Linked DNA regions of Homo sapiens: region 1 is linked to region 2. Evidence: read pairs that join two places in POLR2A ChIA-PET (ENCODE). Cell type or tissue: OCI-LY7. All regions are shown on one strand. Links, peaks and the distances in the headings refer to the core of each region. The heading gives the core; the rest is flanking DNA. Region 1 has its middle 12 kb from the start of HMGB1. Region 2 has its middle 67 kb from the start of USPL1.

Region 1 (5,383 bases), core at 274-5,273, 97 kb before region 2:
CCCAAAGTGCTGGGATTACAGGCGTGAGCCACCGCGCCCTGCCAAAATCAATATTATTTTGATTTTTTAGTAGAGACTGGCCTGGGTCAGTTGATTCTTAAGTACAGTTATTTAAAAACCTTTAGGACCTTAACAATTTTTTTAAAAACTCCCAAGTTTTATATTTTTATTTATTTATTTATTTATTTTTGAGACAGAGTTTCACTCTTTCGCCCAGGCTGGAATGTAGTGGTGTGATCTTGGCTCACTGCAACCTCTGCCTCCCGGGTTCAAGCGATTCTCCTGCCTAAGCCTCCCGAGTAGCTGGGACTACAGGTGCATGCCACCATGCCGAGCTAATTTTTATATTTTTAGTAGAGACGGGGATTTCACCATGTTGGGCAGGATGGTCTCGATCTCCTGACCTCGTGATCCGCCTGCCTTGGCCTCCCCAAGTGCTGGGATTACAGGTGTGAGCCACTGCGCCTGGCCAAAATCAATATTATTTCTAAAGGTACACTGTAATTATCTATAGAAGCTCAATATATATAAATTCAGACGTGAAAGTTTGCAATGCTGCCTTCTAAAAGTTAAGTGCTTAAAAGAAACATGAGGCCAGGCATGGTGGCTCACGCCCATAATCCCAGCACTCCGGGAGGCCGAGGCGGGCGGATCACTTGAGGTCAGGAGGTTGAGACTAGCCTGGCAACATGGTGAAACCCCGTATCTACTAAAAAATACAAAAATTAGCCAGGAATGGTGCAGGCACCTGTAATCCCAGCTACTCAGGAGGCTGAGACAGGAGAATCGCTTGAACCTAGGAGGCGGAGGTTGCGGTGAGCTGAGATTGTGCCACTGCACTCCAGCCTGGGCGACAGAGCAAGACTCCATCTCAGAAAAAAAACAAACAAACACAAAAAAGCCATGAAATTTACACTGCTTTTCAGTGACCTATGTAGGGTAAAATCCATTACTCATCAATGTATGAAAAAGATTCCTATGGGATTGTCTAGAGGATAAATTATACATAATTAATTCAGTTTCATGTTGGCCTATTGGCCACTGTTAAATGCCTGAAAGAATGTTGATCTACGTCTTGGTTTTAAAACAGTATGTGAAAATGTTGTTATTTAACCTTATTTAAAGAAAAAAAATCTGATACAGTTACTAATTAGTAAATTTTGGAGATTATGTAGGTTTTTACAAAGTACAGTGACACAATGAAGTAAAAAGCAAAAAAGCTCTAATGCTCGTGCAAAATTTTCAGTTTTTCTACCAATTCCAATTGATCTAGGCATTCACTTTTTGCAGTTCTGCAATTACTTGAATATAAAAGCTCTTTCTGTTAATCTCCAACCTGAAAAGTAGTAAGGTAACAGAAGTATAAAGAGGAATGGACATTTCAATCCAATGGTTTTCCAAGTTTTTCAGGCTTTTTATCTGCTTGCTTTTGAAGGTTTACTCCTTTCACGATTCCCCCCACTGTTGTAGGCTTGAACCTTTATAAAATCTTAGAAACCATGACCCTATTTTGTATCCCTTCTATGTAAAATTGTCTGAATAGCCTTTTAAAAAGTTGTTACATTTGGGTGAAAACTTTCCAAAGGTAGCTTGGTAAAATTCACCAAATTTGGCTCATCTTTTGATTCAGTGATTTCCCTTTGAGGAATATATTTATATCCTAAGAAAATAATTATGGGCAAAGGTGTGAGCATAAAGAAAGGATAGTCATGTTAACCTTATATGTAACAGTAAAAAATCATAAACTAAATGTCTAATAATATGGAATTGATTGAATAATTTATGGTATTTTACATTCAGGCACTTAAAATAATGCCCAGCAGAATAAGAATATATGATGACATAGACTTTTTTAATATTTATATTTATTTATTTATTTATTTTGAGATGGAGTTTTACTCTTGTTGCCCAGACTAGAGTGCAATGGTGCGACCTCGGCTCACAGCAACCTCCGACTCCTGGGTTCAAGCAATTCTCCTGCCTCAGGCTCCCAAGTAGCTGGGATTACAAGCACCCACCACCATGCCCAGTTTATTTTTGTATTTTAGTAGAGACGGGGTTTCACCATGTTGGCCAGGCTGGTCTCGAACTCCTGACCTCAGGTGATCCACCCGCTTCAGCCTCCCAAAGTGCTGGGATTACAGGTGTGAGCCACCGCATCCGGCCGACTTTTTAAATTTTTTTAAAGACAGGATCTCACTCTGTTGCCCACGCTGAAGTGTAGTGGCACCATCTCAGTTCACTGCAACCTCCGCCTCCCAGGTTCAAGCGATTCTTGTGCTTCAGTCACCTGAGTAGCTGGCACTATAGGCGCATGCCACCATACCTGGCTAATTTTTGTATTTATAGTAAAGACAAGCTTTCACCATGTTGGCCAGGCTGGTCTCAAACTCCTGGCCTGAAGTGATGCGCCTGCCTTGGCCTCCCAAAGTACTGGGATTATAGGTGTGTGCCACTGTGCCCAGCTGACATAGACTTTTGTTCAAGATAGACTGTGAAGTAGAAAAAGCAGCTTACAAATGCAGTATTTTTAAATTATTAACATTTTTTAAAACATATATATGTATGTATATCTATATGCACACAACACTACAAAAAGACAACTCAATTTAAATATGGGTGAAGAACTTGAATTAGTTCTCCAAAGCATACAAATGGCCAATAAACACATGAAAAGACACTCAGTATCATCAGTCATTAGGGAGACACAAATCAAATCACAATGCGATTCCACTTCACACCTACTAGGATGGCTATAATTTTAAAAAATAGAAAATAGGAAGTGCTGGCAAGGTTGTAGAGAAATTGAAACCCTCATACATCATTGGTGGGAATGTGAAGTGGTGCAGCTGCTGTGGAGAACAGTTTGGCAGTTCCTTAAAAAGCTAGTCATAAAATTACCATATGACCCGACAATTCCACTCCTAGATATATACCCAAAGTATTGAAAACAAGAACTCAAACAAATACATGTACACGCACATTCATAGCAGCATTATTCACAATAGCCACAAGGTGGAAACAGCCTAAGACCTTATCACTGGATGAATGAATAAGGAATTATGGTATATACACACAATAGAATATTATTCAGCCTTAAAAACGAATGAATGGGCTGGGAGCGATGGCTCAGGCTTGTAATCCCAGCACTTTGGAAGGCCGAGGCAGGCGGATCACGAGGTCAGGAGATCGAGACCACAGTGAAACCCCGTCTCTACTAAAAATACAAGAAATTAGCTGGGCGCAGTGGCGGGCACCTGTAGTCCCAGCTACTCGGGAGACTGAGGCAGGAGAATGGCGTGAACCCGGATGGCGGAACTTGCAGTGAGCCGAGATCGCGCCACTGCACTCCAGCCTGGGTGACAGAGCGAGACTCCGTCTCAAAAAAAAAAAAAAAAAAAAGGTTAATTTTATGTTATATGAGTCTCACCTCAATTTTTAAAATCTATCTATATCTATATATCTATATATATTACATGTTATATATAGAAACTGGAAGGGCACATAATATGGTAATAGTCTTGCTGACTGGTAGAATTACAGGTTTTTGTTTTCTTATTTATTTTGTTTCAATAATGTAAGTTTCATTCATAATAAGGGCAACCGATTTTTCAAAAGTTATTGTCGTGTGTAGCATATTGCATCTTGCTTCTACTTCCAGAAGATCAGGCTACAGTCCTAAGCAGCATCTATTATATTAGTGATTACCAGCCCTTTAGAATCAGATAGCCTATAACTTTCTACATGACTGGGAGTATTTTTGTTTGGTTTGGTTTGGTTCAGTTCAGAAATGTTCTGTCCAAGTAAATCAAAGGAGAAAGCCAGAGAAGAACCTCAGTGATGGCAGAATGTACTGGCTATCCTAGCATAGCAAAAATTGTAGCCAAAGCAGAAGAACCCAGGCCTGGAAGTGAGGGGCAATGAGGAAGTTTTCCAGCCTTTTTGTTGCTGTCCTTAAGGGAAGGGGAAAGAGCTCACATCTTTTTTGCACCTACTGTGAGCCTGGTGCTGCTAGAGTGTTTTGATACTGCCATTTGTCCTTGAGCAAGCCTCTGAATCCCTATGGGCCTCTGTCCACTACTCTGTAAAAATGCACAGATTAGACTACGGTAGCCCTTAGACCCCCTTCGCCTGTAATGTGCTAGGACCTTACACTAGTGCTATGCCTTATTCTGTCCCTCCCTGAAAACAGGCTCTCTGGTCAGCCTCTCTGCTTCTGAGCCTAAGTGTGCCTAGCCCCATTCCCTGTGCCCAAGCCCCAGCCAGGCTGATTCCAGGTGGCAGAGCAAGGCCTGGGGAAATGGGGCTTGGGGTGTAGGGGTGGGGGAGCTGCAATATCTTTGCTTTGAGTAGCCTCCAAGTTCTTACTCTTCATCTCTTCCAGGGATTACAGTGGCACCTGAGGCTGTGGCAACTGAGCATCTTGTTTTTCTTTATCTTTAGGAGCACTCTCTCACACTCAACAGATCCTTATTTTATTTTAGGGTTTTTTATTCTCTTACTTGGTTATGTTCAGATCACTTTATAAAATAAGCTCTAATTGAAACCCAATAAACAAAACCAGGGTACAGTCAACACCTGTGAAAAGGAGAAAAAAACCCAAAAAGCAAAAGCTAACAAACAAAATACGGTAAAGCCTCTAATGAGAGATTCTATGTAACGCTAAGGAACTAAGCTTAATTTCACTTTTTTTTTTTTTTTTTTTGAGTTGGAGTCTCGCTGTCACCCAGGCTGGAGTGCAGTGGCGCGATCTCGGCTCACTGCAAGCTCCGCCTACCAGGTTCACACCATTCTCCTGCCTCAGCCTCCCAAGTAGCTGGGACTACAGGCGCCCGCCACCACGCCCGGAAAATTTGTTTGTATTTTTAGTAGAGAGGGGGTTTCACCGTATTAGCTAGGATGGTCTCAATCTCCTGACCTCATGATCCGCCCGCCTCAGCCTCCCAAAGTGCTGGGATTACAGGCGTGAGCCACTGCGCCCGGCCAGCTTAATTTCACTTTGAGCATATAAATACAATTTCATTTATAAGCACATTTGGAGTATGTCCTTTGCCATAAAGTATCATCTCCAGCAAGGAACTGGTGAACTTTATTCCATTTAAGGCAAATCCTCAGAATCCATTCTGCCTTTCCAAACACTTGTCTCCTAAAGGCTAGTATCTGGGCCACACATTTCTCCTTTTGCTACACCTTATTGAACAACTTGCATTTCCAAAACTGTTGGCTGCAGCTTCTGTAAGATTGACATAGAATCTCTGCTAGAAAAGACCCTCCCCAGAATAAAACAAACCAACCAAAAAACTACCACATACTTCCATTTAGGACAGAGTATATCAAAATGAGAAAGAACCTCCTCATTTTCACACAGTGGATTACTTATTTA
Region 2 (5,383 bases), core at 73-5,072:
GCAAAATTCTTATGATGGGAGCCCTTCTCTGCCCAGAATTATGCTTGCTTGCCTCTTAATGCTTCCACTAATTATGATGAGATGTCACTCAGAACCTACAGTTTCTGCCTTGGGGGACGTATAAGAATGTCAGAACACCTCTCCATGGTATCAGGTGCCTGCAGAGCTTTGCTGTGGGTTATGGACCAACTCCTCAGTATCTGTTCCTAAGACCAAATGAACCACGCTATCTTGGAAGTGCTGGTCTTGGACAGTAAAGGACATTGTGCAGACAGCTGGAAGCGGTCCCTATTAACATTGTCCCTGATAGTGAATAAAGGGACGGTGTGAGTTCCTTTGGGCTGCTTTCTTTCTTGATGTACTGAAACTTTAGTTTCAATGGAATCAAAAGAATCAGAGACGCTGGGTGCAATGGCTCACACCTGTAATCTCAACACTTTGGGAGGCCAAGTAGGAGGAACTCTTGTGCCCAGGAGTTCAACACCAGCCTGGGCAACAGAGTGAGACCCCATCTCTACAAAAAATAAGAAAAATAGCTGGTCATGCTGGTATACACCTGTGGTCCCAGCTACTCAGGTGCTCGCTTGGGTCCAGGAGGTCAAGGGTGCAGTGAGCCGTAATTGAGCCACTGAACTCCAGCCTAGGTGACAGAGTGAGATGCTGTCTGAATAAATAAATAAATACGAATGTCTGACCAGATTGGGGCAGCATCTCTGTATTTGACAGATTCTAAAACAACAACTTAGTAATAAACTCTATCACTCTTACAGTAATAGTGATAGTGTTCAGAGTAATAAACAGATTCTCACGCTGTTGCCCAGGCTGAGAGCAGTACACAATCACAGCTCACTGCAGCTCTTGGGCTCAAGTGGTCCTCCTGCATCAGCCTCCTGAGTAGCTGGGACTACAGGTGCAGGCCACCATGTCTGAGTAATTTTTGTACTTTTTGTGTGTGTGTGTGTAGGGACAGGGCTTCACTATGTTGCCCGGGCTAGTCTTGAACTCCTGGCCTCAACAGACCCTCCTGCTTCGGCCTCCCAAAGTACTGGGATTACGGGCATGAGCCACTGTGCCTGGCACAAACACTAATTGTTTGTTTTTTTTTTTTTGAGATGGAGTCTTGCTCCATCTCAGCCTGCACGCCAGGCTGGAATGCAGTGGCATGATCTCGACTCACTGCAACCTCCGCCTCTCGGGTTCAAGCAATTCTCCTGCCTCAGCTTCCCGAGTACCTGGGATTGCAGGCGCCCGCCATCACGCCTGGCTAATTTTTGTATTTTTAGTAGAGACGGGGTTTTGCCATGTTGGCCAGGCTGGTCTGGAACTCCTGACCCCAAGTAATCCGCCTGCCTCAGCCTCCCAAAGTGCTGGGGTTACAGGCATGAGCCACCACACCTGGCCACAAACACTATTTTTTAAAGCATGTGATGTTAGATTCTTTTATAAATTAATATTCAAACTCACTAGAAAGACTCTGGAATATGTGTATGTGTGTGTACTAGTTTTTAAAATCCTATATTTTCCTTAACATTAAATTGAAACTCATTACAAAACAAAGGTTAATACTAGTGCTGTCATGACTATCAGGAGCTATGACATCCTTTTAGGAAGTCATGTATGTTCATTTGTCCATTTGTTCATTCATGTATGTAAAAGTTACAGAACACTGACATTGTGCTAGGGACCAATCTAAACACTGGGAACACAAAGGTGGGTGGCTTTCAAGGGGCTATCTAAAGTCCAAAGAGGAAAGCAGACAACGAGAAGCTATTACCAGTGTGAGCAGTGCTAACGACTGAATGGAATGAGAGTACATATCCTCCCTGACATGGTGGGGAGGGATGTCAAAGGAAGGCTCTTAGACATAGAATCTAAATCGAGTCCTCGTGTTTGTCGTACTTCCTTAATGTAGGGATTCTCTCTGTGTAACTACCTATCATTCATTTGCCTCTTTGCTCAGTTCACTACCCACCAGAGGAACTGCTCCCATGCCGAGGGACCCTCGGATGACACACTCGGGCCACCTCCTCTTTTGCCTGTGTGTCTGCAATATCTAGGTGAGCTTGGCTTTGGTACCATATCTGTTCTGTCATTCCTGCTCCAAAACATAAGACTCACTCCCAAGAGGAAATTTTTGCATTTGAAAATTCAAGTTGTATGAAATATAAATGTTTCCTACTTTGTACGTTCTTTAAATTCATGTGTCATATATTACATTTACTAAGAAGTAGAAATACATGTACTTTCTAAACTGAGAAAACTAGCTGGTGGAAGACAAAACTGATTCTAAACACATCTGATAGATTCTAAAAAGTGAAGGTACTTTAAGTGGCACTACCCTGGCACATGTTCACTTTAGATTGCCAGGTAAACCAGCCCAACAGGTGTTAGGAGACAGATGTTCACCAAATGCTTAGCCCTCAGGGAGAAAACATTAAAATATACAACATATTTCCCCCGAGTATCAGCAACTGAAGAAAGCATTTTACCATCTACTATCATGATTTCTAAACACAGTTTAAAAAATTTTATCGAATACCTACTATAATGCAAGCAGTACTAGTTATGGTGATAAAAGATAAATAAACCCCTGATGTATAAACTAAGCACCTTAATTCATTATTTCATGGTTAAATACATTCTAAAACTAATTTTTTTCCTCCGCAAGTCTTCCTTCTCTTTGGGGTTTAAAAGGCTCATCACTGAACTGAACCAAGTCCATCTTAGGAACTCACTGAGTATAGGGGATTGCCAAGTCCTGTTGACTCTTCTGCCCTCTGCAGTTTCAAAGCTGTCTTCACTTTATCTTGGCACCATTTTCCGGTAGGCCTATAGAACCTGTAACCTTAAATACCATAACATAAAAACTAAACTTCTTGCCACAGTTTTGGCCTTTTCTAATCCATTCTCATTAAACTGCTGCTAAAGTGACCATTTAAACACAAAAGATGCATGAAATTATTCAATGTCACCCAGGCCTCTAGGATGCAGCCCAACACTCTAGCACAGATCACTCCCTTTTCTTGTCTCATTTTTGTTGCTTCTCTATCATGAGCATTTATGTCCCATGGTGTCCCACTAACCACTGCAATTTATTTACTTTTCTTAGAGACAGGGTCTTGCTCTGTTGCCCAGGCTGGAGTGCAGTGGTGCGATCATAGTTCATTGCAGCCTCAAACTCCTGGGCTTAAGCAATCCTCCCACGTCAGCCTCCTGAGTAGCTGGGACCACAGCCATGTGCCACCATGCCTGGCTATTTAATATTGTATTTTCTGTAGAGACGGGGTCTTGCTCTGTTGCCCAGACTGGTCTCAAACGATCCTCCTGCCTTGGCCTCCAAAGTGCTGGGATTCCAGGTGTGAGCCACTGCACCTGGCCAATCGCTGCAATTTTAAAAATGCCCCAAGCGTCCTCAGGTATTGGTGTCCCTCTCACAAGCCCATCCCAGACTGCTCCTCCCCAACCCCTGCCCATGGCCCTCAATTAATTTTCTCCTCTCCTTTTTTTATTTCAGAAAATTTAAAAAAGTTGTAAGATTAGTGCAATAAACACACACATATCCTTTAGTTATATTCACCAGTTATTAACATTTTGCTACATTTGTGTTCACTTGCTTTTCCCCATCCCCAAATATTTACTTTGCTGAATCATTTGAGAGTAAGTTGCAGACATTATGACACTTTACTCTTAAATTTTTCAGCAAGTATCTCCTAAAAATAGGACACTCTCTTACATAACCACAAGGATCATACTTAGGAAATTTAATATTGAAATACTAAAATTTAATTTGAATATAGAGTTGATGCTCATATTTCTCCTCAGTTGGCTGACTTCTATTTATCTTTCAAGACTAAGCTCTAGGAAAATGACCTCCCTTCTCCCCACACCCCCTCTCTGTCCACACACAGAATACACTGGGTATCTCTCTTCGATACTTTTACTACCTTTTTGTATACTTCTATTGAAGCACTTAGCACACACTATCATATTGTCTATTTTCTTTTCTGTCGTATCTGAGACTCAGCTAGACCCATTTTAATTCTTCTATCACTTCATATACTACCCAGCATTCGTTGGTGACTGAATGGATAAATGAATGAATGAATGCATGATGAGACATTGAAGATTCTCATTCCACTCTCTCATTGTAACTGGTCATGTGTCTCTAAACATTCTGAGCAATATATCACGTGTTCTCAATTTCACCTCTTATTTCAAACACTGCTATGGTACCCAGGTCTCTGTGGGCTTCTTCTACCTTGTGCGGATGCAACCTCACAGCACCTGCTTTTGGCCTCTGCCCCTAGTTTCTGGCCCCAGGGCTACATTGGAGCTGTGACACAGGAGTCCCATGGGAACCACTTGGCACTCAGATATGGACAATCTGGAAATGCAGGACAGTTAAGGCCTGTAAGCTTGCCCTGACCACTGAGGGACAGGAGCTCATAGAAAAAATGCTTGTCTCATTTTTAGCCCAGGGTGGCCAATTCTGAGATGCATGTTAAAAGGTTCCTCAGAAGCTCCCACAGGATCAAGTAGCAGATATTCATAATGGTTGCCAATTTGAAAGGGACCCTTGGGTTGGCTTTCTCTCCTTCCGGGGGGTCATTCTTCTGTCTTATCACAGTCTATTCCTTGGTGTCACATTCCCAAATAAACTCCCTACCTACCTCCAAGTTGTTTGTACAGGCTTTGCTTTCGGGAGAGCCCAGACTAAGACAATGTGGTAACGTAAAAGACTGGTGGCTTGGGAGCCAGACAGACCTGACTTTGAAACCAAGTTTGCTCATTCACTAGCCATGACCTTGGGCACATAATTTAACTTCTCTCAGCCTCACTCTCTTCACTTTATAATGAAGATAATACTTTATAGGAGTATGGTAATGACTTCATAGGGGTATGGTAATTAGAAATTTACCAAATATATATATGAATAGAATATATACAACTTCCTTGAGTAATGATTGACTATAATAAACCACATTGAGTGTCTGTCCAGCTTAGGAGCCAACCTCACTCTTCCATTTCTCTTAAGATTCACTATTTGTCCCAGCCATGCCCACCATCATTGAGCGGGAGTTCAAGGAGTTGGATGCTCAGCATCGCTGGCAGCTGCCGTACTTGGAAATTCGAAATGAGTCCCATGACTATCTTCATAGAGTGGCCAAGTTTCCAGAAAACAGAAATCGAAATAGATACAGAGATGTAAGCCCATATGATCACAGTCGTGTTAAACTGCAGAATACTGAGAATGATTATATTAATGCCAGCTTAGTTGACATAGAAGAGGCACGAAGGAGTTACATCTTAACACCGGGTCCACTTCCTAACATGTGCTGCCATTTCTGGCTTACGGTTTGGCAGCAGAAGACCAAAGCAGTTG

Evidence for each region. ChIA-PET counts read pairs that join two places held together with the same protein. Peaks named below come from ENCODE experiments on the same cell type or tissue, not always from the same donor. Only the 100,000 strongest peaks of a DNase experiment are listed, where the experiment ranks them.
Region 1: POLR2A ChIA-PET joins it to region 2 with 10 read pairs; 4 of 35 experiments call an interaction of 5 or more read pairs at or near these places.

What each region holds. Positions count from the first base shown.
Region 1 is chr13:30,451,019-30,456,401 of GRCh38, forward strand. No RefSeq gene overlaps it. Among named protein-coding and RNA genes, the nearest start is that of HMGB1, 12 kb to the right of the region's middle. In OCI-LY7, for the core only: a CTCF peak has its summit at 2,996 (motif pointing right); a DNase peak (open chromatin) is centred at 2,993; H3K27ac peaks cover 2,884 bases.
Region 2 is chr13:30,548,616-30,553,998 of GRCh38, forward strand. It overlaps a transcript of HMGB1 not described here and the pseudogene PTPN2P2. Among named protein-coding and RNA genes, the nearest start is that of USPL1, 67 kb to the right of the region's middle. In OCI-LY7, for the core only: CTCF peaks have their summits at 2,773 and 2,980; a DNase peak (open chromatin) is centred at 2,766.